Regions from separate parts of the Mus musculus genome. Here all the other regions are linked to region 3. A link is a loop called in an ENCODE intact Hi-C map of the cell type or tissue named here. Cell type or tissue: heart. All regions are shown on one strand. Region 1 overlaps Gm46032 (a long non-coding RNA gene). Region 2 overlaps Rasa3 (RAS p21 protein activator 3). Region 3 holds the start of Rasa3 (RAS p21 protein activator 3). Region 4 overlaps Cfap97d2 (CFAP97 domain containing 2). Region 5 overlaps 1700029H14Rik (RIKEN cDNA 1700029H14 gene). Region 6 overlaps Rasa3 (RAS p21 protein activator 3).

Evidence for each region. Peaks named below come from ENCODE experiments on the same cell type or tissue, not always from the same donor. Only the 100,000 strongest peaks of a DNase experiment are listed, where the experiment ranks them.
Region 1: a loop joins it to region 3, with 5 times the contacts of the local background. A loop is called at or near these places in 11 of 42 quality-filtered maps.
Region 2: it touches region 3 in a loop (2.5-fold over the local background); 8 of 42 quality-filtered maps call a loop at or near these places.
Region 4: a loop joins it to region 3, with 2.0 times the contacts of the local background. A loop is called at or near these places in 2 of 42 quality-filtered maps.
Region 5: it touches region 3 in a loop (3-fold over the local background); 19 of 42 quality-filtered maps call a loop at or near these places.
Region 6: a loop joins it to region 3, with 2.4 times the contacts of the local background. A loop is called at or near these places in 25 of 42 quality-filtered maps.

Annotation. Positions count from the first base shown.
Region 1 is chr8:13,751,666-13,756,665 of GRCm38, reverse strand. The region is part of intron 1 of Gm46032 (a long non-coding RNA gene); the gene reads left to right. Among named protein-coding and RNA genes, the nearest start is that of Cdc16, 3.5 kb to the left of the region's middle. In heart, a CTCF peak has its summit at 2,787 (motif pointing right); a DNase peak (open chromatin) is centred at 2,805.
Region 2 is chr8:13,622,288-13,627,287 of GRCm38, reverse strand. The region is part of intron 2 of Rasa3 (RAS p21 protein activator 3); the gene reads left to right. Among named protein-coding and RNA genes, the nearest start is that of Gm34795, 41 kb to the right of the region's middle. RefSeq lists an enhancer at 918-4,959. In heart, no CTCF peak of the experiment used is centred here; DNase peaks (open chromatin) are centred at 1,537, 1,807, 2,287, 3,077 and 1 weaker place; H3K27ac peaks cover 3,080 bases.
Region 3 is chr8:13,673,672-13,678,671 of GRCm38, reverse strand. Rasa3 (RAS p21 protein activator 3) reads left to right here and starts at 1,085. Exons shown (of 24, transcript NM_009025.2): 1 at 1,085-1,279. The coding sequence starts at 1,225. In heart, CTCF peaks have their summits at 679, 2,154 and 3,857; DNase peaks (open chromatin) are centred at 384, 1,001, 2,151, 4,211 and 3 weaker places; H3K4me3 peaks cover 3,782 bases; H3K27ac peaks cover 4,064 bases.
Region 4 is chr8:13,723,735-13,728,734 of GRCm38, reverse strand. The region is part of intron 1 of Cfap97d2 (CFAP97 domain containing 2); the gene reads right to left. All of the region lies in intron 1 of Gm46032 (a long non-coding RNA gene), which reads left to right. Among named protein-coding and RNA genes, the nearest start is that of Cfap97d2, 20 kb to the right of the region's middle. In heart, a CTCF peak has its summit at 2,820 (motif pointing right); no DNase peak of the experiment used is centred here.
Region 5 is chr8:13,549,191-13,554,190 of GRCm38, reverse strand. 1700029H14Rik (RIKEN cDNA 1700029H14 gene) reads left to right here. Exons shown (of 9, transcript NM_025601.3): 8 at 2,359-2,543; 9 at 3,073-3,469. The coding sequence ends at 2,424. Among named protein-coding and RNA genes, the nearest start is that of 1700029H14Rik, 11 kb to the left of the region's middle. In heart, a CTCF peak has its summit at 3,045 (motif pointing left); DNase peaks (open chromatin) are centred at 2,560 and 2,960.
Region 6 is chr8:13,612,335-13,617,334 of GRCm38, reverse strand. Rasa3 (RAS p21 protein activator 3) reads left to right here. Exons shown (of 24, transcript NM_009025.2): 3 at 2,698-2,801. Among named protein-coding and RNA genes, the nearest start is that of Gm34795, 31 kb to the right of the region's middle. In heart, a CTCF peak has its summit at 2,329; DNase peaks (open chromatin) are centred at 304, 2,254 and 3,009; H3K27ac peaks cover 682 bases.

The DNA of each region.
Region 1 (5,000 bases), 78 kb before region 3:
CTGGAGAGACACTTGGGACAAACAAACGATTAGCAGTGTGTATGTGTTGAGCTATTTGCAGAATGCATTGCAGGTTTCTTTACGACAGTACGAAGCACAAGTGTATGCTTGCAGAATATTAAGGAGCCCCATCTGCCTCTCCTGTCTGCAGTGAATTTTCCTGAATTGTCTTGAGTTTCCCATGATCTCTCTGTAAAGCCTACAACAACACTATGGAGTTCCTCTTTTCCTTTGTCTTCCCAGATGTAGCGACTACAACATATCCTACCTAGCATATCCTACCTAACATATCCTACCTAGCATATCCTCCTCTGCATCCTTTCTGTACTTTGTCTGTGTGTGTAATTACAAATATATCTCCTCTTCTACAAGCAAGCTGAGAGGTACAATATTTCATTCTGAGACGTGCTTGGCTCACGAGGATACTTTAAATGCTTTTCTTCATCGGAAGCCACCTTGTTCTTTGCGATGTTTTATAGAGTTCTCCAGTCTGTGGCGGTAGGTCCCATGTGACAGAGGAGAGCTATAAATGTGGCCCAAGGGAATAGTATAAACTTCCTTAAAACACTATGAGGTTCGTATGTGGTTTGTTTTGTGTGTAACTCAACTGTGCAGTTCTCTAGGATAAACTTTGTGGCCCAGTGTCAACAACACCTGAATGTTTCTTGTTGTATCCATCAGAGTAGGTTGAGCTATGATGCAATCCCTTTATCTCTTGCCTGAGGGGCTGTGATACTCAAGGACTGGACCACTGCGTGCTCTTAATTGCTCTGGCACAGCAATACTCTTAAGTTTATTTGGGAAGGAGTATCTGGATGTGATTGATTTTGAACCAGCAGAGTAAAGCAGAGGCCCTTCCCAGTATGGATGTGCCTCTACATCCAACCTGTTAAAGACTAACTGGGATAAACCTCAGTCTCTACCTGGCCATTGGGCACGGGATGTCAGTGTCTCCTTGCTGTGGCTCTAGCCTGTGCTCTGGCTGGAACTTATTATCGCTAGCTTTTGCACTAATCACTTTATCACCTGATAAGAAGCAATGTAAGGGGGAAATGGTATACTTTAGCTTACACTTTGATAGGACATTGTCATGGCAGGGAAGGCATGGTGGCTAGGGTGTGAGGGAGCCTGTCACTTTATGTCTGCAGCCAGGAAGCAGAGGGATAAATGACTGCCAGTGCTCAGTTCTAGTACTTTCCTTGTTGATTCAGTCTGAGACTCCAGTATACAGTATGGCTCCACCCACATTCAGGATGAGTCTTCCCTCTTCAGTTAAGTCTTTCTGGGAATATTTTCACAGACATATGAAGAGATCTGTTTCTATGATGATTCTAAGTTCAGACCAGTTGACATCAAGATTAACTACCATGGTTGTCCTGGGTCTCCAGGACCTTGCAGCATCCATCACGGTGTGAACTGATTTCTATCTTCTAATAAGTCTCTTTTCTTACCTCTCTTCTCTCCAACCTCCTCCCTCTTCTTTCACTGGAAAGTCTAAATCCATAGTGACCACTTTCTCCAGGAAGAAGAAGATGAGCTCCCCAAGCTGGAAATATAACTTCTCTTTTCCTTTCAGTGGTAATGGCAAGAACAAGGGGATAGAAACTGATCAGGCCGCTTTAGGGCAGGAACTTCAAAAACCACCAGTTACACTGTGGTCCTTGATTGGAAGGCAAAAGTGCCCTCGTTTGTTTTGGCCAGAGGCCAGAAATGCCAAAAATGTTTGGGCACTGCCCTCGTTTGCTTTTCTGATGCTGTGGTAAACACCATGACCCAAAACAATCTGATGAGATGTCTCAGTTAGGGCTTCCATTGCTGTGATAAAACATCATGACCAAAAGCCACTTGGTGAGAAAAGGGTTTCTTGCATTTTATACGTCCTGATCACGGTCCCTCGTGAAGGGAGTCGGGGCGAGAACTGATACCACGGCCATGGAAGGATGCCGCTTGCTGGCTCGCTCATCCTGCTTTCTTACAGGATCCAGCAGCACCCGCCCAGTGCTAGCACAGCCCTCGGTGAGATGAGTCCTCTCACATCAATCATCAGTCAAGAAAATGCCCCTCCCCAGGCTTGTGAACAGGTCAATCCGATCTAGGCATTTCCTTCTTCCCGAGTGACTATGAACTGTGTCAGGTTGTGAACTGAAGTTTCAGGGGCTCTATGTTGTTGTTAGTTTTTTGTTTGTTTGTGTTTAAGAGTCATGTATTTTTATTTTACATGTATGGGTGCTTTTGACTTCATATATGTTTGTGCACTGTGTGTGCAGTAATCACAGAGACCAGAAGGATATTGGATCCTCCGAAGCTAATTACAAATGGTTGTTAACTGCCAAGTGAAATGGTTTTCTCCCTAATCTGCGACCCTTAAATCCAGTTCCTTGTGTTGTGGTGACCCCCAGCCATGCCTGAGCTGCAGAGTATTTGATATAAGTAACCAATAAGATTACAAAGATATCTAAGCTGGGCAGTGGTGGCACACACCTTTAATCCCAGCATTTGGGAGGCAGAGACAGGCGGATTTCTGAGTTCAAGGTCAGCCTGGTCTACAGAGTGAGTTCCAGGGCAGCCAGGGGTACAGAAAGAAACCATGTCTCAAAACAAAACAAAACAAAACAAAACAAAACAAAACAAAACAAAACAAAACAAAAACAAAAACAAAAACCCAAAGATATCTAACATTTTCTGTCTGCCAGAGTTGTTTTCTTATTATTTTATTTTTATGTACATGGGTGTTTGGCTTTCGCACGGCTATGCCAACATGTGCATGCAGTGCCTACAGAGTCCAGTAGAGGGCACCAAATCCCTTGAAACTAGAGTTAAAGATGGTTGCCAGCCACCCTGTGAGTGCTGAAGTTGCAGCCTGTCTTCTAAAAGAACAGTTTTGTGCTCTCAACTGTGGTGCCATCTCTCCAGCCCCCAATAGTTTTTTTTAAAGCCTTTAAAAAAAAGGCCTAAATAGTGAATTTAGCTTGAAATATAATCCCTTAATAAGAGAATCATGTTGACATTTCCTAGGTATGCTTGAAATTCATTACTTGAGTGTTTTATTCTGTCCAGCCAGGCCTTCCAGTTGTCCTCACTTATTAAAAGCTTTATGGCAAACACAAGTCAAGTGAAATCACATCTTGGAAGCACTTAATTACTTAGTTTATCTTTTCTTTTCCTGATCTCCATAGTGGCCACCAGTTCATTGAGACCATTGTAACATTTGACTAGATTAGATACAACTAAACTTCTGAATATTTCATTATAAAATCGCTACATTACCTTGGCTATTCTGGAACTCACTATATAGACCAGACTGGCCTCAGAATCACCTGCTTCTGCTGGGATTAAAAGTGTTTGTCTCCACACTTGGCCCCATATCAAAAGTTTTAAAGTTCTCCAAATAGTAACAACACCCACACAAGAATGCCATCCCAGTTCCTTCCCAAGTTCCATTCTGTTAGGCGTTCCTGCCATCCTGGGGGGGGGCACCAGCCTAGTCTGCAAGCCTTTGAACGAGGGGGCTACCCTCAGCTCGACTTCATGTTCTCCTGGAACACTGTTGACAGCAGACCACGGGTTCCTGACTGTAGTAAAATCTCTACCAATAGGACATTATAGCTAACAACACAGGAATGTCAGCCTGAGCCTTGTGTGTTAGCAGGCAGCTTCCTTTTGTCTCCATGCTTCTTAGGGACAATGACCTGGTGGGGTGACTGCAGCTGTCTATACAGGAGAAATTCTGTTGGGCTACGGGAGCCCTGGGAGTTTACCAATCTCTTCATTCTTCTGCCATTCTGATACTGCATGCCAATGGAACTGCAACAGTGCCTGAGCAAGGCACGCTGTCTAGATATACCATCTATCATACACAGTGCCTTCCTTGCTGCAAAAGGTTCCTTTTATGCTATCGGTAGGCCATGAAGATTGCTATATACATGCTCTCAGAACACGTTATGAAGACAGCCAGTTCGGTTGACTATCCCTGAGGTCGTCTCAGTGCAAAAGCAAGCAGAAATACATTTTTGTTAGTTTTCTTTGGTCTTGCTTTTATCTTTTTGTTTGTTTACCTTGTTACTCAAAGCAAATGAACAGAGTGACACCAAGCCTAGGCAAGCAGATGTGTGCTTTGTTACCAGCTTGGCGTCAATAGTCTTGATTCTGATGCCAAATTCAGGAAAGCACTTTGTGACATAAGGTGTTCTTACCCATCCTTTCTCCTGCAGGTTTTAGTCTTACACTCTGCTCCTCTCCAGGGGGGTGACAGAAGAGCCACAAAATCCACAGCCACACAGAATAAAAAACATGGAAGCTTTTCAGAGGGCTGGCTTATGAGCCATGTGACATAGATAGGAAATTGTGTGTGTATGTGTGTGTGTGTTAGTAAGAGAGGAACAAGAGAAATGAAAAACTGAAGGGTTATTTGTGTCGGTCAAAGGAGGGAGTGGCCAAACACCCAGTGCATCCTGAGGACAGAAGAAAAGAAGACTTGGCTGGGACAGAGAGAGTGAGGTCAAGTTCTTTTTTTTTTTTAAAGATTTATTTTATTAATATATGTAAGTACACTGTAGCTGTCTTCAGACACTCCAGAAGAGGGAGTCAGATCTTGTTGCGGATGGTTGTGAGCCACCATGTGGTTGCTGGGATTTGAACTCTGGACCTTCGGAAGAGCAGTCAGGTGCTCTTACCCACTGAGCCATCTCACCAGCCCGAGGTCAAGTTCTTAGGCCCACACTGAGAAGTTCCCTGCAGTGATGAGTCAATGCACGAAACAAATGATTGACTCTGGGAAATTAGGATGTTTAGAGCACTGGATGTTTTATGCCAAGAGATTATAGATGGATAGAAACCAGTGCTAACGATGGTAAGAAATAAATATATGGGAATAAATGTATGGGAACATACAGACCTTCCCACAGACACTATACACACACAGATCACACACACAGCAGAGACCCTCCACAGACACTATACACACTGCTCACACATAGCAGAGACCCTCCAATACACTATAC
Region 2 (5,000 bases), 51 kb after region 3:
ACACCCCGCTGCACGCCCCCTCCAAGCCCTCCCTCATGAGAGTGACATTGTCGAAGGTTATGTCCCACCTGGAAGAGGTGCTCCTAAGCCTGAAAACAAAAGGTCTTAGTTACTGTTTTATTGCTGTGAAGGAAGAGACACCGTGACCAAGGCGACTCCTCTAACAGAAAGCATTTATAGTTTCAGAGGGTTTGTCCATTACTATCATAGTGGGAAGTCAAAAGGCATGGCTGTAGTACTACCTGAGAACTTACATCCTGATCCACAGGCAGCAGGCAGAGGGGGAGAGAGGGGGAGGGGGGGAGGGGAGGAGGAGAGGAAGAGGGAGGGGTGCTTTTGAAACCTCAAAACCCAGTGACACATTTCCTCTAAGGAGGCCACACCTCTTAATCCTTCTCAAACAGCTTCACTCGCTGGCTGGCGATTAAGCACTCAAACTTTTGAGCCCGTGGGAGCCATTCTTACGCAGACCACCACACAACCCTCCTCCCTCCTGACCCGGGCAAGTCTTCCCCATGAGAATACCCCCTACCTCCCCTCTCATTTACTTAAGTGCTCAGGACCCAAGTCTGGATGGCTGAAGAGCAGTCCAGGGCCATATCTGAAGGCAGCTCAGGGCTGCCACTTTGAAAATTCCCAGAATGCTCTGCACCAGAAAGAAATAACTAGAAGGAAGGACGGGCTTGTAGAGGGAGTTACTGTCGGAGCAGTAAAGGAGTGCGTTGCTGTCACACAGAACAGCCATTTCAAAAGTTCGAGCCCCCTCAAAGCCACAAGAAAATTCCGCCAGGAGGGGTACCTTCCTGCAGTTGGTCTACAGCTGGAAGCACTGGCTGGGAGCAGTAGCCACTCAGGGCAGTTACAGTTGTAGCTATAGTGCCAGCAGCTCTGGCTGTAGGGGTGAGGTGTACACGGTGGGGTGCCAGGGAGTTAAGAAAGGCTACTGAGTAGCAGGGATCTGTGGCAGACGCCAGGAGTCTTGGTGGCAGTAACAGCAGATGCTCATGGAGACTCTGGAGAGCGGGAGGCAGGGTTGCACCCGGCGTAGGAAGGCCTTTGCCGGCCGTGCCTTCCCGCTTCTGGGTCTTCTCGATTGTGGAGAAGGGTTGTGCACATAAACACTATCCTGTGTTAAGGAAGTGACTGTTTTCTTGATCTTGAAATGGTTTAGGTCTGTGGTGTCCTGATGGGAGTTACTCTCTTTAAAAAGCCAATTAATTATTCGTGAGAGCCATGAAACGGCTGGTGCCTTTCCACAGTTTTGGCTGTGCCGTGTCTCCAAGGGTCTGGCCCACTTGGAAGTTCTTGGGTCTTTTAGACAGAGCCTAAGAATTCCCTGCCTTTATAATGATCCCAAGGGACTTCTCCAGGCCCAGGGTGGGCCTTTAACACCTCAGAAGGCCACTGTGCATTCCCATGTGGGTGTGGCCACCCAATCTACAACACTTTTGGCTAGTTTGTCCCCAACTCCTGTAGGCACATTTTCCTAGCCAGGAGCACACCTGTGTCAAAATGTGGGGTTCCTTCTGCACCGTGGACAGCAGCTGACTGGGAACATCAGTTTGTTTCTGAGTCACAAACTCTCTGAGCAGCTCCCACACTCCTCTTTCTAGTCATCCAGGCCATGTTGAGGCTCAACAGCATGTGTCACTCACTGATCAGCATGTGTCACTGATCAGCATGTGTCGCTGATGGGGACCTCCTGGTCCCCAGGAAGCTGCAGGGAGGAACTGTGGGGAGATGGACCCAACACTGATCCCCTTTCTCTGTACTGGGCACCCCTGTTCTTTGGAAAACTGTGGAGAGCATCTCCAAGGACTGCAGTTCCCTCCTATGCCCTTGTCCGCTCCTTATGTCATTGGCTTGAAGCATTTCAGTCCCACAGCTGGCCTGGTGTCTGACTTTGTGGGTTTTCCTAGGAATCGTGTTGTGACAGCATCAAGTTCCCATGGACTTGTGGCTTATGCGGGCACCAGGGGAGTCTAAGAAAAAAGAGGCATGGGAACAAGAGGCTTGCTTTATCCCAATACCTGCCTGATGCCCAAGACTGCAGGTGACACAGATGGCACGTGCTTCCCGGTCCTAGAAGACAGGTCCGGGCAGGAACCCAGCTCACATTTCCCATCCTCCGGCCTCACGCCATGAGTCGTGAGCCACCCCATCTGTTCTTCTCACCAGGTCTGTGTTTAGTTTGAAAATGAGCAGATCTGTGTGCCAGAGTTTCAAGATAAACAATCCCAGCCCCGTGTCTTGACTACGCGTAGGTACCCTGCAGCCAGTGTGCTGCAGGCTTCCTGCCAAAACCCTGGGGTGATAGGCGCCAGGCAGGAAGTTAGCCTGGTATAGAAAAGCACCATGACCTGACCTCAGGGTCACTCTGTTCCCAGAATCCTCTGCGGATGTGTGAATGGTCTGAGAACCCCCAGTGAGGGTTTTCCATTTCTTACTGGATGACATCGTAGTTGGTGTTCTGTCTCTGGCGCTCCCGCTCCCCTTTCTCTCTGGACTGTTCTGGTAGCAGTTCCCCAGTTTGTCAGGCTCAGCACCAGTGAATTCCCTGTCATCCTGGCACCTTTGATGCCAGTTCCCAGGAGCTTTAAGAATCCCAGTTCAGGGGACTTAAGAGGTAGATCTGGGGGGAAACAGAGAGGCTTCCCTCAGACCTGAGCCCCTCTGTTACCTCAGGTCTTCCTGGAACTGACTGCTGCCCTCACAGGACCCTTCTGTGCCCCGCAGCTGGGGACATTGGATATACTGTTGGCTTTAATGAAAGTTTAATGTAGCTTTTAATTAGTGATTAGCCCAGTGCCTATTCCATAGCTGAACACAGCCTGGAGTCTTCATAGGGAGCTGTTTCCAGCCCTTGGGGCTACCACCAGCTTAGAGCCTGAGAGTCACATGGCTTCTGCCCTAGGTCCTCTTGGAGACTGGCCTCCTCAGACTGGGACATGAAGGCCAGGCCTGTGGAGACACTGATTCCTTTACTCTCCCTCACAGTCCTGCCCCTCCTCTCAAGTCCCCATCCCAAGCTCCCCATCAGAGGTTGGGAAATAGGTCCAGGAACTTGCTCCAGGCAGGGCACTGGGGACCCAGCTCTATCATTTCACATGACCAGTGTCGCTTGTCACGAGGTGCACACGGCAAGCAGCAAACAGCTGGGATGGGGTGGGGCGGCATCGATGTCGGGAAATGACTCAAGGAGGACTTGGTGGTTTCTCTGCAGGTCCCGGGCGAGGCTTCTGTGCGCCCTGTGCCCAGTCCTATGGGCATGGGGAGAGGGAGGGGGAGGCTGGGGGGGCCTGTGAGAGAAAAGATTCAGAGGGCTCATGGAGGAGGGTGGGGAAAGCGGGGAAGGAGAAATTAGGGAGAGGAGGAGTTTTCAGAGGGTTCCTGCCAGAGGCCGCACTGAGAAATAATGGCCCCTTGTCAGTTTTTCTTTTTCTTGATGAAAATTCCTTGATTCTGTGAAACTCCTTTGAGCCTCTGGCTTCATCCTTTTTGATGAGGTAAAAAAGACAGTGTGTCTATCATTCTGGTGGCCTCGGGGCAGAAGTTGCCGGCTAGATTAATTTCTTCTTGTCAAACAGCAAGAGAAGAGAGAGGGGCCCAGCCCTTCCCTGCGGGTCTTTTCTTTATTGGGAAAGAGGTTTCTGGAGCCCTTGGGCTGGAATGGGGGCTTCCTGGCTTGCAGTCCATGCCTCTCCTGCCACTGGCTGTGGCCTGGACAAAGGCAGCCTGTGTGGACACAACTGTGGCTAAGCAGTGCCTGGGAAGGGAAGCACTCTCACTGTGGGCCCCTTTGAGGGACACAGAAAGGAGGCTTTGTCCATGGGGAGGCTGTGGGAGGGGGTGCTAGAAGACCATCCTTCCCCGGGTTTAGCCTGCTTCCTTTTTCTTTTGAAAATCTGTTTTAAACTCTGATGCCCAGGAAGGGACACAAGCCGACTCCCATTGATGGGAGAATCCAGTGCACAGGGTGGATCGGTCCTGGGGCTGCATGCTTAGTTCTTCCTGCTCCTAGCCTGGTCCTTAACATCTGACCCAGGAGGAAACTTAGCATGCAACAGCTCATCACAGCCTGGGTGTCTCTGCCTCACCCGGAGGTCCTTGCTGGGAGCACTCCTGCAGGTCTCTGTCATAGGCACTACGTAATTACAGTTGGGGCAGCCATGGCTCCGGACATAAGAGGTCCTGCTGATGAAGCTGTTCAGAGCTGGGGGTGGAGCATCTCACATTAGCCACTCATAAATCCACAGAAGCATCTCAAATGCATCTGTAACTTAAACATTTTAAACTAAATAGTCTCTTCATTTCTTTTTAACTGCTATCAATTGAGCAGATTTATTTTCAATGTTCGGAGATGAATGTGCACAGGGTCAGAGCCACACTCCTGTGTGAGCAGACTCTTAACTGGGTTGGGGTGAGCAGGCTTCGTGAGGTGCGAGCCAGCTCATGCTCTCGGCCTCCAGAGCTTTAGAGCATCCTGCACCAACAATCCACGTCAGAACAGTTCTGTAGGGACAGACGAGCCATGCAGATCCACTTAGTGCCACTGCGGCACTGCTTCTTGTTGTGAACGTTGGGGAAAGCTAGTGGTAAGGGAGTCTGGTGGTTGTGTCGGTGGCCAGGGGACACTTGGCCACTGGCGGTGTGTTTGCTTCTCCTGAAACTGGCTATAGGCTAAGGAAAATTGGGTGCTAAGGAAAAGCGAGCTGTGTCAGAATGTGGACGGAGTTCCTACTTTCCCTTTAAGACCCACCTGTAACCATTTCCATGTTTTGTCTGAATATATTTAAGGCAAAGTGTTCTAGGAGGGCTTACCCCAGAATGTTAATTCTAGCTTCCAGTTTTCTGACATGTGGCTGTATTTTTGTTCTAAAAGTAGTTTTATTGACATATGTAATTGACAGCATTCCATATCATCACTCAGTGTTTTAAAATCGCAACTCTGTGGCTTTGGAGGCTTGTCCAGCCATCTCCGCAGTCACTTTTCCAAAAGG
Region 3 (5,000 bases):
CTCCCTCTCTTCCCAGTCAGAGCCTGTCTATGGCACAGCAGCTTCTGGAGGGTTCCAAATCAGCTTCTCTGGAGTTCCAGCACCTTCCTGGGTGTCCTGCCTATACACTGTATTTCTGCTCTTTGGCTGCTGGTGAGAGAGCTACCGTATAGCACCAAGGGATTTTTGTGTCACACCTTTCAGTTGGTGTATCAATGACCTAGCCTCCTGACTCCTCAAGCGATGCCACTTCCGTTTTCAGTCCTACCGAAAGGCAGGCCTCCTTCAAACCCACTGCAGAGGCTATCTCTACCGCCACTCCCCACCCACCAGGGCCTCTGGGAGACACTTCTGTGACTACTATAAGGAACGAGGGACTAGAGCTCTTGGCCCTCTAGGAAAGCTGGGAGTTATGCCAGCTGCAGGAAAAACTTAGTGGAGGGATCGGGGATAGGACCTCACAGTATCGTTGTAGAGATACAACAATTCTAAAGTTGCATACCAATCAAATTGCCAGTAAGCACCAGGTTTGAAGGTTCTGGAATGCTAAATTCAAGGGCCGCGTTGAGGCTGCCCAAGCACACCACAGGGTAAGCAGGGACTGCTTGCTGGGCACAGGGTCCACTTGCCCTCACTTTGACAGCATATCACCTTCTGATTTCTCCAGAGCGATCGGCAGGTGTCACTTTTCTCAGTCGCTGAAGCTGGGGCTAGAGGAAATCTTTTCCTTTCATACCTTTTGTTTGAATATAGCTTTTTAGATTTTAAGTGCGAGTCGGTCTTACGGGACCTGGCGGTCAAAACACAGATCAATACTCACGATCTCTCTTTGTCCCAGGTCCAGAGAGACCGGACCAGCGAGGGCTGTGAAGAGGGACCGCTTCAGGGGCACTCCAAGGCAAGTCCCTTCCGATCCCGCCTTAGAGTCCGCCTCCGCCTCCTTACAGACCCGACCAATGGAATGCAGTGTTTGACAGTAGGCGGAGTCGTACTACCCCACCCCATGCAGAGCCTTAGCCAATGAAGATCGGGGCTCTGGCGAAGGAAGGCGCCCGCAGCCCCGCCCCCGAGCTCTGCCAATGGAAGGGCGCGAGGCGGTGCACCCGGTCAGAGCGCGGACCGCAGCGCGCGGGGCTCTGGGGGCATCCGCAGCTCGGCTCCGTCTGCCGGCTTCTTCCCCTGTCTTGTCCCCCTTCTGCGGCCGCGCTGCCGGGCCCTCGCGCGTTGGCGAGGTCGACAAGCAGCATGGCGGTGGAGGAAGAGGGACTGCGGGTCTTCCAGAGCGTGAGGATCAAGATTGGTGAGGACCGCGGTGGCGTGGGCAACTCCCCAGACCCCTGTTCTTGGTATCCGGCCGGGCTGGACCGGCTCCTCGTGTTTCTCCGCCTAGACTGCCCGGTTCTCCGTGGCATTGCGGGGGAGGAGGGACCTGTATCAGGGGGCGTCTGTTTGTGGGAGTGAGCGCGCGTGGTTGCCTGCGTGTGTCCGTGTGCGCAGCACCGCTCCAGATCCCAGGCGCCTGACTTTACATGCACGAGCACGCGCGGATCCGTCTGGGTGCTCCCACTTCAGGGATCGGGTCTACTGATGTCAGTCTCCTGGTGTCCTCTCCACAGTTGTGCGCAGGAACTTATTTCCCAAGGAGGGGGCGCCCCTTCACCTTTTCGGCTGCTGCAGGCTTCGAGGCCGTGCACGCGCGCGACCGTGTGTGTGTGTGTGTGTGTGTGTGTGTGTGTGTGGTGTCTGCGCGCTGCAGGCCTGGTGATGGAGCCACCAGCACCTCCCCCTCCTTTCATTGAGAACTGGCCGTGGGAGCTGTGGCCGGCAGGCCTGGCATTCAGGCTGCTCTGGGCTGGTCGGGACTTCGGCAGCAACGCTAGGAACGGGGAGTGAAGTGGAACTGGAGAGACCTGGAGAGGACTTCCTGATTTTTTTTTTTTTAACCTGGAGATTTCGTTTTTCCCAGTTGTTTTTTATCTTGTGAGTGACGTGTGAGTCTACTTCCTTACAGTGGTTTTCTGAAGTGACCGTTACACATCAAGTCATTAACACACTGGGCAGGGGCCAATTTTCTTGGAAGGAATTCTGGGTCCTAGTGCACCGTCCCTGTAGTCTTTTCCCTCTGAACTGCGCCCCACATTACTGGCCTGTTCCCATGTGAAAAGGCCCCTAGTGGGTGGCAACAGTCACAGCCTGGTGTCAGTTGTTGATGACATTCGATGCTGTCTGAAGAATGCCAGCTACTCGCAATCAGCGTGTTGCTTCCTGTCCGCTTTATTTTGCTTTTGAATCATCGCCCGAGACAGTTTGATCTTTGGTTCAGAAGCGCTGCGGAGAGCATGTGGTGTTTGGGCTGGAGCAGAGGGCACGGGAGGGATTTCTCTTGCTCTTATGCCTGGAATTGCTGTCAGTTTCCATCTGAGGAAAGGGGCTGCTTTCTGTCCTCTGTGGGCAAAGACTACTTGTGTGAGGGTGGCCAGCTTCAGTTTCCTTCAGCCAGATCCTCTGACCAAGTGAGTCCACCAGGCTCCAGGGGTGCTGTGCCCTTTTGCTCAAGGATCTGGGGAGGTTGCTGTGGAATACTGCTGGGGCAGAATCAGGTCAGTTGGTGAGAAGGGTCCAAGACTTTCTTTCCCTTTCAGTACAGTGTGCTTGCTTCAATCCTAGCATCGGCTACTGTGCACACAGGGAAAGGTTTTAGTTCCATTCAAACAAAGAGGATTTCTTTTCCAGAATGACATAGTAAATAAGACAGGAGGGAAGGAAAGACTTCAGTCTGTCTGCCGGAATCGGGTCTTCACTAGGGGAGCAGCAGAGGGGACAAGTCAGAAGGTCCCTCCTCCGTTGCTAGACGTTGAATAAGGGTATGATTGGAGCCTTCATTGCCTCTGACTGCATAGGGGGATGGTGGCAGTGAGTGAGGTTGGGTAGAGGCGTCTCTGCCTTATCTTTCCTCATCATTTTTTTTCTCAAGAGTATTTACCTGCAGGGCTGCTCAAGAGGGGTGGCCCTGTGCTCTCCGGATGGCGTATGCAGGGAACATAGTAGCTCTGCAGATAGATCCTGCCCTCTCTGGATGGAGTATGCAGGGAACATAGCTCTGCAGATAGATCCTGCCTTCTGTGTCTGAGCACAGATGTGTGTTGGGTTCGCCTTTTGGAATGCAGAAAACATCGGTAGCAACTGGATTGGGTTTGATGTTTCTTGGCTGCCCTGCTTGTTTGATATCACTGGGGTCCCCAGGGAAATCTTATCAGAAGAACAGGACTCCTAGCCAGGTGGGTTAGGTAGCTGGGCTTCCGGTGTGCTTTATAAAAAGCCTAGCAACAGAGGAGGGACCTCTTGGGTTTTCCTTTGCATTTCTGGTTTGTGGTCATATCACTCAATGATTTACATCTGCCCGAAGTGTCACTAGTCGTGACACTAGTTGACTTGAGGGCAGAAGTATTCACCCTTTCTGACCCTGATTTTCCTTCTCAGTTTTTGTCTCTGTCTGTCTGTCTGTCTGTCTCTCTCTCTCTCACACACACACACACACACACACATCACCAGAGTCACTCCTTTGAGCCTTGTCTCCAGGCATGATGGCTTCCAGCAAGCCTTCTGGTGACTTCCAGGCTGACCTAGATGAACCTCTTTCTTGTCACATCCATTTCCCCATCTGAATAAAGCAAGAGTCCAAAGGGGTGGCTGCATCCGGAGGGAATACACAAGACTGTCATCTGTCCTAGTCATCACTCTTCCCCCACCCAGAGAAGTTCCCAAGAAGGAAAGAGAGACAATTGCCCCTAAAAGCTTACATACAGATAAACACCATTACCACGGCTGTGGCTACGAACGCAGGGAAGGGGCCGATGTTATGAGGTCTGCCCTCTACTTGTTGGTTTTAGAACGGAAGATAGTACTTGGTTTCACCAGAAATGAATCTCTCTGTTCTCCTTCCTCTTTCTCATTCCGTCTACATTTTGCTCATTACAGCAGACAAAGCCACATAAAAGCATCTTAGTAAGAATACTACTAGAGCAGCTCCAGTCTTGTCTTGAGGGATCTGTTGCTTCTCCCTTTGAAAGTTGCCTGGTTATTTAGATGTGCTCTTCCATGCACTTAGAATCGTTAAGCATCTTTGGTAACAATTACTGCTTTGTTACAACCATCTTCGGCCATCACATGGGACTGACCCACGCTTCCTTGAGGCTGCTGTATTGAGGAAGTGTGTAGCCCAACTCTCTAGAGCCAGTGCTGGCCTGTGATTGGGCGAATAGCTGTGGCCAGAGCTCATCTGCCCAGCAATGCTATTTTGGGCCTGATGTTCCCTAGGGTTGCAATATAGCTTTACTTCCCAGTCGTGTTTTCCTTTCTCACAGTATTTATTATTTGTTTTTTAAAAAGTGCTCCCTTGATAAAAATGTTTAGCGCAAGAGCTAATTATCATCTGCCAAGTAATAAATAAAAATTTAAAATTCCGGCTTTGTATTCCCAGGCCAGAAATGCTCTCTTGTGCTGTCACAAACGGCCTTGCTCAGTTTCTTTCCGTCAAGGTCTCTACTGAGCTCCCTAAGCCCCCAGGAAGCCAGGCTCTGCATTCTGCTCTCCCCTGGACCCTTGGGTGACTCCGATCTTTCTGCCTGAATAGCCTAGCAGCCATTCTGCATCCTCACCGAGGCTCCATGTTCTGGCTCTAAAGTGTGGCTGTGGAGAAGTACAGGGGCAAGCAGGGCATAAAAATGGTAGCTCCTCTCACTGAGCAGGGTTGGGTTGCTGTGGACCAGGGCTAGTTTCCTGCCTACAGTGCTCTCTGCCGGTGCTCTTTCTTGGTGTTCTCCCTAGGTGTTCTTCCCTGGTGCTCTCGCTCAGTACTCTCCCTCAGTGCTGTCTGTCAGTGCTCTCCCTCAGTACCCTCCCTCAGTTCTGTCTATCAGTGCTCTCCCTCAGTGCTGTCTGTCAGTGTTCTCCCTCAGTGCTCTCCCTTAGTACCCTCTCTTAGTGCTGTCTGTCAGTGCTGTCTGTCAGTTCTCCCCCTC
Region 4 (5,000 bases), 50 kb before region 3:
TTTAAAAAAAAGAGAGACCTGAGTTCTCTCAACTCTGTTCTCCTCTCATTAGTAATTCTTCCAGTGTTATATTTATTTTCATATTAAAAACATCAAGTCATATAGAGCATGCCTACACTAACTTCACAGTATGTGTGCATCCAAACATTTGCACACATTTTTGCCTGTTTCATCCACACTATCAACAAATTGTATGCCCCACCGTCTTTCATGAAACACCAGGGATCAGTCGTTTTTTTTGTTACTAGAATTAAATACTTGAGGATGAGTACTTTATAAAGAAAAGAGGTTTATTTTGCTTTGCAGTCCTGGTTCATCTGATGCTGGCCTTCTCAACAGCCAAGTCCCAGCAGATGCAGGGATATGGGAAGAGATAAAATTGATGTATGAAAATGTATGTATGTATGTGCATGTGTGCACACATTTACATGTTTTCTGGTCTCTCATCCACCCATCATTTTCTTTCTTTCTTTCTTTCTTTCTTTCTTTCTTTCTTTCTTTCTTTCTTCCTTTCTATCTATCTATCAATCTACCTATCTATCAATAATCTGTTTATTATCATCTATCTCCATGTAGAGATGGAAACAATATTCATGTCTGCCAGGCAGGAGCTCCACTATAAAGACAATCATCTTTAAACCATCCCTCTGTTTTTATTAAGCCCCCAGGACTCAGACCTGGGGTGCCATCCTGAGGGCCTTGTCTAATCCAAATCACCCCCCCATGGGCTTCACCCCAAACATCATAGTAGCTCAAGTTTCCACCCTCACAATGTATGTGCCTCGTGATGGGGCTTAAATTTCAGCACAAGCCACAACAGACTACATTCCAGAAATTAACGGCATGTCACAGTAGCACGTGGAGAAGTCTCTTTGTCCTTATTCAACTGTATACGAGTCATTATGTGTAAAGCATCTTATTGACCCAGCTGCCCATTGAAGAATATCTGAAATGGCTCCAATTTTGCTTTTACAAAGAAAAGCCTGCAATTAACATCTTTCGCAATTTGCCTTTGTGGATTTGCCAGTGTATCTGGAGTTGGGATTGCTAGGGTAAAGGCTAAACATGTGCGCAACTTTATGAGGTATTGCTCAGTTCCCCTGGGGCTCTGCCTCTCTCACACAGCCCGGCACGATGGTGGTCCTGTCCCCAGAGCACAGCCAGGTCCTCACCAGGCTCAGACTTGAGGAACAGTACTAGTGAGAGAGCAAGCTCGGCTTGCATGTCTTTATTATTAGTGAAGTCAACGATCTTTTTTATAGGCTAAAAGCTACTTAAAACTCTCCCGAAAGCTGGTTTTTCTGCATTGCTCATCTATCTTTGCTTTCCAGTCTTTTTTTTTTTTTTTTTTTTTTTTTTTTTTTTTTTTTGGTTTTTTGAGACAGGGTTTCTCTGTATAGCCCTGACTGTCCTGGAACTCACTCTGTAGACCAGGCTGGCCTCGAACTCAGAAATCCACCTGCCTCTGCCTCCCGAGTGCTGGGATTAAAAGCGTGCGCCACCACCGCCCAGCTGCTTTCCAGTCTTAAAGCCTACTTACATATGAGTATGAGCTTTTGTGGTGTAACGTGCAATAATTTTCCTTCACTTACACTTGCTTTCCCTCCCAACAATAGTTTATGCCATGCTATTACCTTTTTATTATTATATAAAGTTTATCAATCTCCCTTCTTTTTCAAAGGGTTTTGGATTATGGTTAGCATATTTTTCTACTACGGTTCTATAGAGTAATTTTTGTGTTTTCTACTAATTGCAAAGATAATTTTAAATACCTTTGTACTTTTTTTTTTTGAGTTAGGATCTTACTGTGTAGCTCTGACTGTACTGAAACTCACTCTGTAGACCAGGCTGGCCTTGAACTCTGCCTCTGCCTCCCAAATGCTGGTATTAAAGGTGTGCACTACCATGTCTAGCTACATTTTTTTTTTTTTAGGTAGAATCTTACTATGAAGCTTGATGGCCTTGAAACCTTGATCTTCCTCTTAGCCCCAGAGTGCAGGCATGCGTTACCACACTCATGTGCATTTTTATACTTAACGCTATAATCCTTCTGGAATTTATCTTAGTATAGAGTGTGATTGCAAGCCCCCAAAATCTAGATGGATGTTCTAATCCCAGGAGGTGAGTGTAGAGACAGGGTCCCCTGGAGGAGCGTGGATCTGAATGAAGCATGGGAGGTCAGAACCCGGAATGGGACAAAAGGATCCCATTGGTTCTCTCTGTCCAGTGAGTGAGGTGTGCTCTATGCAACTCACGAAGCCACCCTTACCGAGAACTGAACCCTGACAGCAACTTTGACCCTAGACTCTTAGTGCACACACCTCTGAGAAATAAATCTCTGCTACTAGAACAGTCTAGTTCAGTATTCCCATGGCAGCTTGGGCTCAGCCAGCAAGAAGACACCCAGGTTTATCTTTTGTGTATAAGCAACATCCTAGCACTCAGCGCCACTTGTCTGAGATGCTGCTGTTGCTGGGACCTGAATACTTGAGTCCTCCAAATTTATATGTTGTAATATTAACCCCTAGCAGCAGGGATGGAGTCTTTGGGAGTGATGAGATTCTGGGGCAGATCCTCTAAATGGGATAAATGGCAGAAGAGATCTTGGTGAGAGGGACTAGGGGAAGACACCATCTATAAAAATGGCCATGGCACTCCATCCATGTTGGGAAACTTATTCCTCAGTGTAGAGCAAGGAGGTAACCCTGTGTGCAGGTGTAGCCTTGGAGATGAATTTGCAGTTGCTGTACAAAGGTTTGTGTCAAAGATGTCCTCTTCTTCACTCCTCATGAAAGGGCACAAGGCTTGGACTTCAGTCTTGTGCTTCTACCACCAGGGGGCACTGCAATAAGCTCTATCTACCTATCTTTTATAATATATAGTATGATATATTAATATACAATATATAAATATACATTATAAAATGTAATATTATATTTATTATATATGTCTATGCATAATTTTATACTTTATTTTTATTGTGTTTATAATATTTATAGGATATGTATCTAATTTTCATTTATATACTATTATTTATATAATATGTATCTAATTTATTTAATGTCTATAATATTTATATACTATGATTTATATAATAGTTATAAAATTCATAATACAGTATATTATATAATATATCTCCTATTATATACATATATTATATTATATATTATATACATATCTAAAATGTAATATTGTAGATAATATATAATTATATATATTAATACATTAATATTATATGATACATATTATATTATCTATAATATGTACATTTATAATTAGTATTAAATAACTTGTATAATTTAAATTATACATAAAGGGATATTTATATAGTATATAAATATATATTAAATACTTTATATATAATTTAAATAACAAACATATAGTATAACATTATGTTATATAATTATATATTGCATACAATATACATTATATTATGTATATTATATATTTATCATTTTACATATAATTTATATATAGATTTAGATACTTTATACAAATATATGATACACTTATCTATTTATATATTTAAATATATAATATATTTATATAAATATATTTATATATAACATATAATTATATATAGTATATAATATATATTAGGCTGGGAGCAAACAATCAAGGTGCAGCAACATATATAAATTATACATATTAAATAGAATATAGAATATGTAATAATACAACATATAATATATCCATTATAATATATAACAATATTATGCATAATATAATATATAAATAGAATATATAATTGTAGCATAATTATAACATATAATATGTAATGAATTAATATATTCTGTATTATCTATAATTTATATATTTCTGCATCTTGATTGCCTGCTCCCAGCCTCTGGAACAGCCAGGGGACAACTTCTGTCTGCACGGAGTCTGCAGTGACACCACTTTGACTGTCTTCTGATTTTCATATGCATTTGAGACTGAATCTACTGTGCCTTTGGTCTGTCTCCTGTCCGTGTTTAGCATTGTGACATACTTAGATCCAGAGGCCTTGTGGTGGTTTTTAGCATCTGTATCATAGGTTAGCTTCTTGGAATCATACTTTCTTTCCAGTATTTCCTGATTGTTTATACAAGGCCTATCAGGTCTAACGATACAAAATAACTCAAGGGAATTTGCTAACTTTGTGTATTAAATGCTTACCTCCAACAATATTGCACCCTTTATATTTATCAGAGTCTTCTACTGTCATCTTCTGTTGCTCTCTACACAGGTGTGGGAAGACATATTCTCAGTCTCCTCTCCCTTTCCTGCCATTATAGAACCGGACTCCTGGAACTCTTTAAAGCCCTGGGTGTCTTCTTGTTGGTAGTCAGTGAGCCAGCTGGTGAGAGGCTCCTGCCTGGACTCAAATAGACCAGTCACTGGGGGACTGATTGTTATTAGACGCGTTCTCACGACCGGCCAGGAAGAACACCACAGACCAGAATCTTCTGCGGCAAAGCTTTATTCTTACATCTTCAGGAAAAAAGAGCAAGAAGCAAGAGAGAGAGAAAACGAAAACCCCGTCCCTCTTAAGGAGCATTCTCCTTCGCCTCGGACGTGTCACTCCCTGATTGGCTGCAGCCCATCGGCCGAGTTGACGTCACGGGGAAGGCAGAGCACAAGTAGTCATAAGATACCCTTGGCACATGCGCAGATTATTTGTTTACCACTTAGAACACAGGATGTCAGCGCCATCTTGTAACGGCGAATGTGGGGGCGGCTCCCAACATCTCCCCCTTTTTCTTTTAATAAGAGCAAATAGGCCACCCATATTAATGAGAGTGGAGATAGAGGTCAAATCCCCAGTGTGTAGGTAAAGGAGCCATGTACAGGATTAGCTCTTAGGCTTACAGGCTTTTACCCAGAGCAACCCTGACCTGCTCCCGTGTCGTTTTGCCTGGGGGAAGGGAACTAGGACACTGAACCTTCATGAAAGATGACATGTCTCCCTAGAACAGGCTCATATATGCCGCAGAGCCTTTCCATTGCAGTGCTTAGCC
Region 5 (5,000 bases), 120 kb after region 3:
GGTCACCCTCTGTGCTTGTCGCTGGAGAAAGCTAAGTCCAGCATTCCCATATGACCCTCATCACGGGGACTCCTACCTTTGGATCTGACTGTGGTCATGTGCTCCCAGCCCAGAGAAGTCGGCCCTTCACTGAGTGTAGGAAGGTGTGATATAATGCCCGGTCTTCTCATTTACCCAGCATCCCTAACAGAGAAACAGGTTAAACGTGCAAGGATAACATGGTTCCAGGGATGTTGTTCAGTCAGTGCTTGAGGCCTCCTGTAACAAACCCCAAGCCCTGACAAGTTGGGGAAGGGCCTGTCAGCGCCAGTCACAGCTGTCTTCCCAACCTGGTGCTAGAACCACCTTCTTTCTTGGCAGTCACCACAGCCATGGTCCTGAGGGAGAGGTGCCAGGGTGTCAGGGCCTCTGGAATATCTAGACATTTTGACCTGCAGACAGGGAGCTCAAGTTCCCTGGGGACCCTGCTTAAAACTGATGCACAGAGTTAGGAGCCAGGACAGCAATGTGGGAGCAGAAGGTAGATGGGACACTTCTCACTTTTTTAACCAGTTGGATGAGAGACACTGCCACAGTCCATCAGTTGCAACGCATGTGGCCTCTATCTACTTCATCCTAAGGGTGGGCCTAGCTTCCCTCTCATGAGACATGTTCCAGAGAACTCTCATATGCTCAACATTCATACAGGTATGTTCCCATGTACATAGAGCACACATGTACACAGCCATGTGAGTATGTGGGGCTGTGCTCCTCAGATCCTCATACACATACCACACACATATGCCCACACATTGTACATTCATATGTATAATAGAGTGCACACATATTCACACTTGCATGTATATTCCTAGTGCACACACCCCTTACATAGCACATAAATGTATGGGGTCACATATACACATAGGCACACAGAGCATGAGATACCTGGAAGTCAAAGGTCAGAGGTCACAGGCCACAGACGAGTACTTTGTATGTGTCTCTTCCGTTTCCTTTGGGACACATGGAGAATAGGGTGAGAGTTGAGGTCATTTAGCTATAGAAGATTTCTAGAGCTGCAGACTCTCAGAGTGAGAGTCTTGAAGGACTTCCTTTCCAGGGAGGCCACACTCTAGGTAGAGGGGGGAGGGAGGCCCATCCATCAATTTCCACCTAGACCCCTAGCTCAAAGGGTAATTCTTTCCCCATTCGCTGGCAATAATGGGCCCAGATGGGCCTCTGAGTGGGTCTATATGGTAAACTGAGGCAATGCTTTGGGCCCACTATGTGGTTTTGAATCAGGTCCATTCTCCAGATGCCAACAACAAGACGGGTACCCAAGGTCACTTGAGGACAAACAGCTGGTTGGCCCCTCTGTCAGGATGGAAGAGGAGGCCTTGGCCATTGCTTTTAGACTCTTGCCATCAGCATGAGTCTGTCTACCTGTCTGTCTTTGGTGGGTGTGTCTGGATAGCAGTTCTGTGTTGGCCACAGCCAGGCACCTGGGTAGGAGAACCCTTAGGTTAAATCTCAGCAATATGATTGCTTCTGCGAGTCTTTGTCAAGGGTCCCAGCATCTTCCAGTTCCAGGGACTGATATCAGATTGAAGAAATATTTGGGGTTTTGGTTCTGAGCATTCCCACGTGCCTGAGAGCTAGCTCACACTCTCCTGTCTCTATGCACCTATCTCTCTGTGCACAGTCTCAGAGCCTACGGCTTCTGAGCATTATTTGCCCCATCAAAGAAGGGGTCTGAGCCGGGCAGTGGTGGTGCACGCCTTTAATCCCAGCACTTGGGAGGCAGAGGCAGGAGGATTTCTGAGTCAAGGCCAGCCTGGTCTACAGAGTGAGTTCCAGGACAACCTGGGATACACAGAGAAACCATGTCTCAGAAAAAGAGGTCCGGGCAGGAGCTGCTCAGAGCACTTGGCAGCTCAGCACCCAGGAAGAAGGAGGTGATCATCTATGTGCTGAGGACTCGGGGTCAGGGCAGGAGCTCAGTTATACTTAGGCAGCAGCCAATTTTACTGGAAGGATAAAACAGACCTGGAGCTTGAGGGACAAAGGGTGCCTGCCTTATGTCCACATGTCCATGGGCAACCAAAGACACTAGGCCCATTCACCAGTGGGCTTTCTTGTTACTGCTTACAATGGCCAGAGGCTGTTGAAGGATGCCTACCATTATGATCCAGCACAGCTGCTTGGCTCCCCAGATCCAAGTAATGTTGGAATTCGGGGAGGGCTGACAACCCAGTTTCTAGGGTTCTCCATCCCACTACCTGGTGTTTTCCAGGAGCTTCAGTGACTCAGACCCCAAAGACCCCATCGTCTTTGGGCCCAATCATTCCAGCCAGAGCACTAACACAAGCTTGACCCTAATAGAACCATCAGTCATCTCAGGACAAGACCCCTCTGACTCAGCCGCTAGTAGAGCTCTCTGGGGACTAAAGGAAGACAGCCTAGGCCTGGAATGGCTCCATGATCCCCGCCATGGGCAGGGCCAGAGTGACAGCACCCAACGGATACCCAAGGCAAGAGACCCTCTTCCAATCCAAGGCCAATCACAGGTAAGGTGACAGACGACGGTGAATTCATCTTCCAGCAGATGGTCACTGCAGAGAGCGGGAACAGGGACCTCTGCTCAGGTCACGAGTAGATTGTGTTACGTGTCCCGTCCACATTGCCCCTGAGGAGATCGGGTAGCACAGGGACCAAGTTGGTGTCCCCATGGGCCCTGCCTACAGTGGAACAGACTACTTTGATACTACTTATTTTATCTACAAAGAGTTTCGTAAAAAATGGACTTTGGGTAAGTATTAGGCAAGTTTAGTTAAGACATGAAGACAGGAGACTGAGGGAGCTGAGAGGCAGAGGGGAGGGTGCCCTGTGCTCTGCACCAGTCTCTTCCTTCACTTCTGCAGAGTACACACTTTGGCAGCCAGCCAGCCTTCCCACAATTCCCCTCTATCCTCCACCCACATTGCTGCTGCCCCCATAGGCTTATTGGTCCAAACACCAGGACTGAGCAGTGGCCACTTTCGCCTGTCTGATGGTGCCCTCTGGTGGTTCAGATTCTCCAAACAACTCTGCTTTCAGCCCTAGGAACCAACTCTTCAGGACCAGCAGGCACTCCCGCTTCCTGGCTATCACAGAACTTAAGAGCCAGCTAATTGTTCACTAAAGGAAACAACACAATATGAACACATCGCTGGAGTTACAATGTCGTATGTAGACAACTTCCAGGCCACAGCTGGAGAGGAGAGGGGACAAAGTCACCTCAGAACTGGTCCTCCCTGCACCCACATCCTTAGACCTCAGGTCCTGGGCCACAGTCCTCCTTAGTACCTCTACTGGAAGCCTAGTTCTCTCAGGATGCTTGGGTAGGTGAACTCCCCAGTCACCTTCCCATGTGACCCCTCAATCACCTTTCCATGTGACCCCACATAACACCAATCAAAGCAAAACAATTCCTCAAACATCTGAGGCCTAAGTACCTGGACTCATCAAGGACATGGTAGCCATAGTGAGTCCACTGAATGGAGGGTGGGGTGGCTGAAGCTTGACCTTCATGGGCTTCTGGGGTTGCCATGGTCACAAGAAGGCTTAGGATGGGGTGAGAGGGTCTGCTGCCTCCCCCACCCAGAGCAACGTCCTATTGGGTTCATAACTGACGGGAGTTCAGGATATGTGCCTGCAGAGAACCCAAGCTGGGTCCAGGTTCCAGGATGGTCCTGATGGAATTCAGGCTCACGTTTGAAAGGCTGAGAAAGTCCTAGGGCCACTGGGCAGCTCGTCCTTTGTGGCAGGAAGTTGCTTAGAAGAGTTAACTGGTGCATCTACAGACATAGTATCATGGGTGGCTGCTTTGATAGACAGATGGGCTCTAATAAGCACTCTAGCCCATGAGGCGGAGTCTGGGCGGTCCCCTCTTACAGGTGTAGAGGAATGGGAAGTTCCCAGGCAGTCAGACTGTGTTACTCCCTACTGTGAGGCTGAAGTGGCGAGGAGTCTTGCATAGCCGGAAAGAGCATGCAACTTTAGGGACATGAAAAGGTGTAGCCTAGTATGGTCCATTTGATGTCCTGGAGTCTGGCAACCTGTAAGCTTCATGGGAAATAAGAATGGCACCCATCATTCTCCTGGGTAGGGACACCTGGGGAGTTTGCTAGGGAGTTAGGGGTGCACTGAGGCTCCAGTAGGTGGGTCTTATCTGAATTCCAACAACTTTCTCAGCATCTTCCCTGTGTGAGCTTAGCTTTGGGGGACATTTTCAGAGCTCAGCACCCTGTGACCGCAGCTGACAAAAGTGACCTGTGGCATCAGGAGCCTCCCCAGGGGCGAGCAAATGTTCTATAAGGTTAAGACAAGCTGTCTCAGTGAAGGAGCCCCCAGTTTCAGCCATCTTGTTTGGGTCTAACAAAGCTTAAGGCATCTTCAAGGGTGACCCCTGCTTTACAGATGGAGAAACTGAGGCACAGGGAGAGGACAGGAAGCTGAGGCAGAGCCCAGAGATTGAGCAGCACTGGGGTGGAGATACATCCTCACGGGGTACCGACAGGCTCTCCCCACCCCTTCTCCTGAGTTGATGATCTTTCAAGACAACTTGGGCCCCTCTCATAACCCATCCAGTCCTGGGGAAAGATCTAGCTCTTCTCTCAGCGCCCATGATGGGGAAGACTTCCTTCTCCAAGGGCCTCCATCCCACATTCAAGAACCCTTGCTTCCAAAGAAACCTCGCCCATGAAACTAGTGCCCCTCCCAACCCAACGCATCTGTTCCCAGGGAGTCCCTGTCTACTCTACCAGCTCATTTTCTAGGGCTAACAGTGCCATCCTTCGGGTTCCTATCTGTGGCCTCAACTAGCCTGAGGCTAAAGAGTTCAGCCTCGGCATAGCCCCAGGCTGTCTGAGGGTGGATGAGAGGGCATAAGTCCCTGGGGAAACACCAAGCTCTCAAGGTTGAGCCACTTCACAACACAGTTCCATATCTGGTCAGTCTGACTGTGAGCTCAGTCTTCCACCTTC
Region 6 (5,000 bases), 61 kb after region 3:
AGTACAATTTCCTTATAAAGCATTGTTAACCTAAGAAACTCTGGGCGGAAGTACTTGGGCACCCTGCTACCATACAATGACATCGCTTGTTGTCTTTAATACTTCTCGCTACCCGAAACGCTCAAAGCAACGTCAGTCTCTTAGATTTTCACTTTGAGGATTTTGGTTTTATCGCAAAGAGGCAGTTTCTTATGTAACTTTCTGGCAGGTTATACTGTAGTGCTACTTACAAATGGAGACTCGTGTCCACAGCCCTGGCCTGAGAAGGCAGGTGTGCTGAGCTCCTCTGAGCCCAGGCTTGTGGACCAAGCAATGCCGTCCCACCCAGAGGCCAGGCTGGAAGGCTCACCTGCACCTCCTGCTTGAATTTGCATTTTCCCACCACGGTCTCGTCACTGTGACAGAATACAGATAGAAGGAGTCGCCGTTTCTCACCATCCTGCAGATCAAGAAGCAGAGAGCCCAGTCCACAACTAAAGAGAGGCATCACTCCAAGGCCCGCCTTCAGGAACCCACTTTTGCTAGCTAGGAAATAGTCTCAAAGTAGCACCGCCCGCCAACTGGGAATCAAGTGTTCAAACACAAGCACCTGTGGGGAGACGCCACACATTCAGATCATGACAGCTAATGGTGCTTGTCACTTTTTGTATGTTTCTTGGCCATTTGGCTTAAGTGACATGCAGTGTTCCTATTGTGGATACAAGTCCATCGTCCAACAACCGAGTTACACATATTTTCTTCTGTAGGATCTCATTTCTACTCTCCTATGTATTTTATTTTATTTTATTTTATTTTATTTTTATTGGATATTTTTCTTTATTTGCATTTCAAATGTTTTCTCCTTTCCAGGTCTCCCCTTTGGAACCCTCCTATCCCATCCCCCCTTCCCCTGCCTCTATGAGAGTGTTCACCCACTCACCCACCCACTCACTCCCTCCCTCCTGTCTTCCTACCCTGGCATTCCCCTACACTGGGGCATCGAACACCCTCAGGTCCAAGGGCCTCTCCTCCCACTGATGACCAACAAGGCCATCCTCTGCCACATATTCGGCCAGAGCCATGGGTTCCTCTATGTGTCTTCTTTGGTTGGTGGTCCAGTCCCCGGGAGCTTTGGGGGGGGGGTCTGGTCTGTTGATACCATTGCTCCCTCCATGAGACTGCAAATCCCCTCAGCTCCTTCAGTCCCTTCTCCAACTCCTCCACTGGGGACCCCCGAGCTCAGTCCAATGGTTGCCTTTGAGCATCTACCCCTGGCAGAGCTCCATCAGCAAGCACTTCCCGGCTTCCACGATAGCATCTGGGTTTGGTGGCTGTATATGAGATGGATCCCCAGGTGAGGCAGGCAGTCTCAGGATGGCCTTTCCTTCAGTCTCTGCTCCACACTTTGTCTCCATATTTCCTCCTGTGAGTATTTTGTTCCCCCTTCTAAGAAGCAGTGAAGCATCCACATTTTGGTCTTCCTTCTTCTTAGGCTTTATACCCAAGACATATTTTAAAGTGCAAAGTTTTCAAAGACTTATTTTTATTTATCTATTGTGTGTGCGCGCGAGTGCGTGTGCATGCAGGTGCCCGAAGAGACCAAAAAAGGGTGTTGGATCCTCTGGAGCTGGACTCATAGGCAGTTGTGAGCTGCCCAGTGTAGCTACTGAGAGCTGACACTCTGGAAGAACAGCAGAAACTTCTAAACCTGGAGCCATCTGTCCAGTCCTAGCACAGGCATCTTAAATTCATGTTTTACATTTTGATGGTCTGGGTTAACCAAGTTTTTTTTTTTTTTAAAGCAGTCTTGTTTCTGATATCATAGCTAAGAAATCTCTACCTAGGTCCAAGTCACAGCTTTGTCCCTGTGGACTTGGGAGAAGCTTGTAGTTCTAGCCATTAGGTTTGGTGTGTGATGTGTTCTGAGTTCATTTTGTATGCAGTGGTGAGCAGGTGGTAGGTACGTGGGTGCCAATGGTCCTCCCTGCGTGTGCTCTCCTGCCGCCTTCCCTGACAGTGGCACACTGCTTTGGTACCCTCTTGAACAGTAACCCTTCCCATGTTGGAGCTCAGCCACGGCAGAGCATGGATTTGGAATCGCATTTAATTTCAAGTTAGGCGTGTGTGTGTGTGTGTGTGTGTGTGTGTATGCTGAAGTCATCCATGGGTTTCCTAAGCACTTCCCCGTGTCTGGTGTCCTCTTCCTAGTGTCGTGAGCAAGTTTTTCCTAGCCCAGAACAATGGGAAGTTTGTTTAGTGACAAAGCCCTCTGGCTTTCTGCCCCTTTAATTAGAATGTCGGTTTATTTTTAAGTTTCCATTTGCAGGGCTGCCACAGCTGTGGGGTGACTCACGAGGGGGCTAATGAGCCTTGGGAACAGTGGGAGTCAGCTACGGGGCTGGGTCCCCCATACAGGAACCAAGGGCAGGCAGGTTTGTGGGGGAAAGGAGCGTGTCTGAACCTCAGTGTGTTTTTCCTTTTGATGCATCACTGAGTACCACCCCCAACTCTCAGCTACAGTCAGGTCGCTGTAACAGTCTTGGGGTTGGCTTTACATGTGGACCCATGCGCTAGAGATTGTTACCGACCAGTGTTCCCCCACCCCCAGCCCCTGCATTGAGCTCTCTGATTTGTTCAAGTCGATCCCCTGGGCGGGTCAGCCTTTGAGGGACTCAGCCGAATACACTCTAACCATGTGCATTTTGTTTGTTTGTCTAGCCCCTTTTACGGAGAGGACTTTTACTGTGAAATCCCTCGGAGTTTCCGCCACCTGTCCTTTTACATTTTTGATAGAGATGTTTTCCGAAGGGACTCCATCATAGGTAGGTACTTAAAATGGTAGGTACTTAAATGGACATTTTCTTCCTTTCACAAGCAGGGTCTCGTCCTGGGAGAAATGACAAATCTCCCCTAAACACTGTCCTGCTGCCCTAAGGACTAGGAGATTAGCGCTTAATTTGAAGCCTTCCTGGACAGGACCATATATGGCTCTGAGTCACTCTTGATGGGACCAAGTTGGAGGCTTGCCAGTGTGGCCTGGCCTGATGGTTGTAGCCTCACGAATTGTCCTTTTGACCCGATAATGCAGAACGATGTGCAAATAATGACCTGGTATGCAGACGACCGTAACACTGGAATCTCATATCCAGATCACATTGATCAGGGCCTCTGAGCATCACCTTAAGGCTACCATGCAGTGTGTCCCGAAACGTCCCTAGACAGATTTCAAGAGCTCCTTCCCAGGTACCACAGGGCAGTATGGGCTGCAAACCTTCCTTCTTCACTATCTCTAGGCCGCACTCATCCCTAACTCCAGCATAGTAGTAGGGATAAGAAAGGGCCGGCGGGAGGGTTTGAGGCCAGTCAGACATGTTTGAAGTCCACATCAACCCTTTATTTCTCTGAGCCTTGTTTTCCCCATGGCTTCAAGAAGGTAGTAACCCTGATACTCTCCCTAGACAGTAGTTGTGTGAGGAGTCTAGGTGACAGACCAGGCCAAAGGGTAGTCACTATTTTGGTGAACCCAAGATTATCCAAAGTAGGAGAACGGGGATGGTGTGGTACCAGAGTTCACCCACTACAGGTGGGCAGAGGGGGCCACTGCTGCCTGACCTACATTGTTCAAGGTAGGAAGTGACTGACTCCCTCTGTGTTGTCTGAGGTCCCTAGTGGTTGAGATGAACAAGTCACAGGGATGCAGAAGATAATACTGCTGAAGCCAAGAGGACACTGAGCCTGGATAGATGGGGAGCCCTGGACCTTTGAGCCAGAGTCTCAATTGGGAGCGTGTCAGTAGAACTGGAGACGGAACAGAACCTTGCTTTATCACCACATCTGACCACACCCTTACTCCTCATCCTTCACCCTGTCACCTATCTCATGCCAACTGTCACCACCACTTCACCCTAAGTCTCACACAAGACCCACCTTCCTCTACCATGCCTCACCCTTCCATCCCATCTAGCCTCAACCTCATGCCCTACCTGACCCATTCCTACATGCCCACCCTATCTTGCTTCTTGCCATGGACAAACCCATTTTACCTCATCCCCTGTGCCCATCTTCCCTGAGGCCCCACATATGACTTCACGCTTCTCTTACTCAACCTCACACCCCATAGTCTTCAAACCTTGCCACTGTTGTGTCAAACCTTGTCTTCGTCGCTGTTGTATTGCTATGAGGAGACACCATGCTCAAGGCGAGCATTTAATTGGGGGCCGGTTTGCAGTTTCAGAGGGTTAGTCCATTATCACCGTGGCGGGAAGCATGGCAGTAGGCAGGCAGGGCACTGGAGCAGTAGCTGGGAGCTTATATTTTATTCAGAAGTTGCAGGCAGAGAGAGAAAAGGGGAGGGAACTAAGAATGGGCCTGGTGTGGGCTCTTTGAACCTCAAAGCTCACCCCCAGTGACATACATTCTCCAACAAGGCCACACCCCTAATCCTTCCCAAACAGTTCTACTAACTGGGGACCAAGCCCTCAAAACATATGTGCTCGTAAGGGCCATTCTCATTCAAAGCACCCCATGTATCTCCTACTTGCTTTTCACTCCACTTAACCTCGCCTCTCACATGACCCTCACACCCCACCCCACTTTCTCCTTATGCTTTCCTGTCACTCCAGGCACACCCCCTCTGCATCCTCCTCCCCCCCCCGCCCCGCCCCCTCTTGGACCTCACCTTGCTTCACTTTTCATTCTGGCTTCCCTTCATCCCTTAACGCCCCACATTAGCTCCTTGCCTGTCTCACCTCACTACTTGACTCTGACCTCACACACTGCTCACACTCAACCTCACAGACACTCCTCACATCTGCACAGCTATTTTTCACATCTCCCATATGTCATCTCCCCAGCCTCAAATCATTCCTCACTTTACTTCACACTTCATCTCACTCGACCTCGACATGCACCCTTAATACCAGCCATCACCACCCTGCGCCTCAGCCCTCACACAGACCTTCCCTCCATCAGTGCCTGTGCCTCAGCCCTCACACAAACCTTGCCTTCACTGCACTGCGCCT